Linked DNA regions of Homo sapiens: region 2 is linked to region 1. A link is a loop called in an ENCODE intact Hi-C map of the cell type or tissue named here. Cell type or tissue: lower leg skin. All regions are shown on one strand.

What was found. Peaks named below come from ENCODE experiments on the same cell type or tissue, not always from the same donor. Only the 100,000 strongest peaks of a DNase experiment are listed, where the experiment ranks them.
Region 2: it touches region 1 in a loop (4-fold over the local background); 98 of 110 quality-filtered maps call a loop at or near these places.

What each region holds. Positions count from the first base shown.
Region 1 is chr5:148,723,517-148,726,016 of GRCh38, reverse strand. No RefSeq gene overlaps it. Among named protein-coding and RNA genes, the nearest start is that of HTR4, 70 kb to the right of the region's middle. In lower leg skin, no CTCF peak of the experiment used is centred here; no DNase peak of the experiment used is centred here.
Region 2 is chr5:148,453,946-148,456,445 of GRCh38, reverse strand. The region is part of intron 1 of LOC107986462 (a long non-coding RNA gene); the gene reads right to left. It also overlaps a transcript of HTR4 not described here. Among named protein-coding and RNA genes, the nearest start is that of FBXO38, 71 kb to the right of the region's middle. In lower leg skin, no CTCF peak of the experiment used is centred here; no DNase peak of the experiment used is centred here.

The DNA.
Region 1 (2,500 bases):
GGCAGTGCTCTTGTGAGAACGACATGAGGTGATGCATGCCCAGCATCCTGCATACTCCGGGCTATTTGCAAAATGCTAGTACTTCCACTGCAGCACCTTGAGCCTCCCACAGGGACATGCTCCTTATCTGCACCTGCTGGTCTATATGCTGAGAAATGACGGAAGTAATCACCTGTGTCCTTAGCGAGCTGCTCTAATATTTATTCACATGAAAACTATGGTGACTCTTCTTCCTGTGCTTTCTGCCCTCTTTTCTTCCTGCCTTCTTCCAGCCATGTCAAGTCCAATTTGGAGCTTCATAAATAGTTCCGGCTCACTACTGCCCACCCCTTTTTCTTTCCACCAGTTAAATGCTACCCGGTTTTCTACAGCAGAGCAGTAACTTATTGTCTTAGATCAAGCAACTCTTAAGACTATCAGGTGTCACGAATTGTGCTAAGGAAAGGATCTGGCTCTAAGCCGGTGTGGTCATGTGGGAAAACAATGAAGTGAGGAAATTTAGGAGGAATTTGATTAATACAAGTAATTTAGAGATTCATTTGCCCTTACTGTCTTCCTGAAACCTCCCAGGCTGACTTCACTGAGTTTCAGGGAGTATCTCTCTGGATTAAGATTTATATGTGGTGAGATTCACTTGCTAGGAATGAAGAGAGAGAAGAAAGGAAGAATGACAGAAAAAAGTTGTATTCTAGATTTTATGAGATGGCCAGAAAATGAAAGAGGTAACCAGAGGCAAAAACTGAGAGACTTGTGCAGCAGATGAGGAAACCGTTTAGTGTAAGTAGCCCATCCTTACCTTTGAGATGGGAACACACAAATTCACTGTGCCCTTGGCACTTTCTTAATGGGTGATCCAAGGCAAGATCCTTCTGGGTTGATTAAATGAGGACACCAGAAGGTTCTTGATGTCCTTGGCAAATCATGCAGCCTCAATGAGTCTATTTCATCAACTGTAAATTGCATATAGCAAGAGCTACTCCTAGGGGTTCAATGAGATCATGAGGCAGTGATTGGGACTCCAGATTCAGGATGCCTGGATTAAAATCCCAGCTCTGTCACTTGTTCATCTGTGTGACCTGGGAGCAAGGTATTGAATCAGGGACAAGTTAGTCAGTTATTTTTCAGAATTTCTTTATGTAAGAATTGAAATACGAAATATTTAGCACATACAGTTGTTGTAAGGACTAAATTAGATAATGCAGATAAAATACATAGAAAAATACTTGGCACATAACATATGTTCAGTAAATGCTTCATAGTTAGTGGTGGTAATGATAATAGTAAAAGATAATTCATATAAAGATCCAGTGCAAAGTCTGGCACATAGTAGACCCTCAGTAGATGTTAGCTATTATTACTCTGGGTTTCCCTGATTTTAGGACTTGCTCACAACTACATCTATTCCCAATACCTGCCTCAGTTCTAGCCTCTCAGTGTAACAGGAACTCCATCCTCACCAGCTGTGTGGGCTGTAAGTGGTTTTGCTACCTTGTGCCAAAGTGAATAATGTCAATGGGCATTTCTTGTTCACGTGGGTCATGAATTTCAAGTCATCAGGACTTCATTTGTGCCTTGCTTTTCTGAGCTTGTTACTGCAACTCTACCAGATACGGAGCCTGGCAGTGAGTTCTAATCTGTCTGTGACCCTGATTCCTCATACATTTGGCTTATTTGATCCTACTGGAGTTGTGCTTCAAACTTAATAGAGCAACTTGAGACTGTGATGCTACCATTCTCATGACGCAGAATAGCTGCTGTGCACACGCTCATGCTGTCCTTGGCTATCTGAGCCTGCCAAGGCTGGATTGAATTAGCTGCAAGCCTTCTGCCCAATTCTGGGGGACCAACTCCTCACCGGGCCTAGGATGCTTCTCTTTATTGGCCATTCCTGCCTTACATTTCCTATCTTCCTGGCCCCAGGTCAAATTGTTCATGATATTTTCAACTATGAGATTCTGTTATTCCTTGTTGAACTGCAGAAGTGTATTATAACTTCAAAAATACTTTTCTGTTTTCCGGAGAAGGAGCAAATGTCAAAATACTTCACGAGTGGTCTTGAGCCAGAATTGCTTTGTGGTTTCATGATGTAGGGGTATCTGGAGGCATAGACTTACTTTTCTATTCATTTCACTTTTCTTTTAGAAGACATTCTTGAGTAAGTATGTCCTGGCACAGTCTGGGTGCTTCTCTCTGTCACGTTTTTTACTTTTCTTGGGGAAAAAATGCAGCGAGCTCAGCTATCATAATGAAAAGCCTCAGAATATGGCATTTTTTAAACAAATGTTGAATACTAGTGCAAGTTATATTTCTGATACTGATGTATTATGCTTCAGCAAGAAGTGTTATCTTGCGAATTCCATTCTCCAAGTGACATTTTGAGAGGTTTAATTGACTCTATCTATTAAATTAGGACCTGGACTTGAAAACATTGAAAGTTTTTAGCTTTTAAGTGAGGGATGTAACACTCAGGATAGAAATTTGATTTTATATCATGAGATCA
Region 2 (2,500 bases), 270 kb after region 1:
GATGTTTAGATCCCCATGAATGGGCCTACAGACTGCTGGAGGTTTGCACCCTCCAGTTAGAGACAGTGCATAAAGTTAGCCAGCAACAGCGGTGTGTACATGAACGCAACTGTGAGCTCTGAATTCACAAGGCAATGTAAGTTTATAAGGTGGCCAACCAGATGACCCCAGATCTGCTCCTATTATTTATTTATTACCAAAGTGAAAATACCAACTTAAAAATATATGCTTGAATCATGCAGACTTGGGAATACTCAAACCCAGGGTATGTCTTTATAAGCCAGACTCCAGTTGGGATGTGCTGTCCTCTGCTAGACTCCTGCCAAGGAAAGCTTGGACTAGTTCCTCCTTCCTGTGTCTATCAGTCACCATACCATGGTGAGAGGAACCACTCAAATGTTGTACAGTTGAGCCTTGAACAACGTGGGTTTGAACCGTCTGGGTCCACTTACGCATGGATTTTCTTCAGCCTCTGCCACCCCTGAGACAGGAAGACCAACCCCCCTCTTCATCCTCCTCCTCCTCAGCCTCCTCAGTGTGAAGATGCTGAGGATGACGACTTTTATGATGGTCCACTTCCACATTACAAATAGTAAATATATGCTCTCTTATTTATGATTTTCTTAATAACATTTTCTGTAGCTTACTTTATTATAAGTACAAAATATGCATTAACTGACTATGTTATCAGTAAGGCTTTCAGTCAACAGTAAACTACCAGTATTTAAGTTTTGGGGGAATCAAAACTTATATGCAGATTTTTCAACTGCACAGGGGATCAGCAACCCTAACTCCTACACTGTTCAACGATCAACTGTAACTGGAAAACGTGCCCATCTGCTTACTCTCATATCCACAGAGAGCTGTTGCCTTTCAACTGCCCTCTGGAGAAAGGGAAACTCCATTTGGAATATCCACTCCATTCCCACACTTCTTTTCTAGTTATTCCTGACAAGTGACTCATTAGCACATGAGAAACAGATGCTTATGAGGAGAGACGTGTGAAAAGCAGGCTGCTGTAGAGGTTGCCTGCATTCCACGGCAGTACATCTTTTTACGTGGTCACAGATGTCTGGTTGCCTTCTCAACTAGGATACCTTTTTCATGCGAACTCAGTGTAGGAGAAGGTGTCATTGCTTGCCAGTGAAAGTGATCTATTAGCCATAGAACAGGGCAAAGGTTCAGGAGTGTGTTCTGAGGTTAAGGGTACGGGCACCATGCATGTTGTAACCTTAGATAAACTGCGTAACTGCTCTGAGCCTCAGTTTTCTAATCTGTAAGAACAGTCTAAGTAGAGCACCTGCCACTTAGTGAGTATAAAAAGTAAATTGTATACATGAAATAAGGTATGTAACTTCCAAAAATGGTACCTGGCACACATCCTAATGTCTTAATAAATTGAGCTGTGTATGATTTCTTAGTATTGTCATTCAGTTTTCTCCTGCACAAACATCCACTTCAGGGATATCCCTGCACCTCAGATACTAAAGCGTAGCCCCATTTCCTAGGGCTGTTTGGTCCTGAGCCCTTGTTTGAAGACTCATACATAAGTCATTAAGCAATGCTGCTCAGGGGCAAGAGCAATGGGGAAGGGGTTCCTGACCTTGGTCCTGGCCAGGCCTGCGCTCACCCGTCATGACACTCAGGAGACTCACTCAGCTGCTATGAGCCTCACTTCTCGCCTCTGTATAATACCAGTCTTATCACCTGCCTTGCCTGGCCTGCAGAGCAACTGTGATTATAAAAGGAGTCTGTTGATAGGGAAATCAATTGGTGTTGCTTTAGTACGCATATTTGCCAAAAGAGGGCTTTGTGATTCTGATAAGGGAGAAGGGAAAGGCAAAGTCAGGGAGGCTTCTATATCTTGAGGCCAGTTAAGTTTCATCCAAAAAGGAAATAAAAGAGAAAAATATTTCTAAGCCATTAAGGCTATGTGTACATCATCATCATCATTATCATTATCATCATTATCATTACATACTCTTCATTCAATGCAGAGGAGCAAAGTGAGGTATAGAGAGATTAAATAACTTGCCAAATGTCACAAAGTTGGTAAGTGGTACTTTTTAATCTCAATAAAATAGTAAAATTAAGATTAAAAAGTAAAAAAAATAATTTTAGCTTCAACATATTGAGCTTCTACTATGTGGCAGACTCTGTGTTAATGTTTTTCTTACATTATGTTATTTAATCCACAGAGCAAAGCTATGTGGTAGGTATCATTAACCTCAGTTACAGAGGTATAGAAAGTGATGCATAGAGAGATTAAATAAGTTGTCAAATGTCACAAAGCTGGCAAGTGGTAGAGCCTGAATGGGAACTAGGTTTGCTTGACTCAAGTGAGGGTCATGGTTACTATTCTGCATAACGCAGCCCTCTAGCTGACAAGACAAGGCAAAGGGAAATAACCACACATGACAGGGCCTGAGAAAAGTTGTGAAGGCTAAACCTTTTGCAGAATTAAATACATCAGACAATGGCTACTGGGAGTTATATTTCT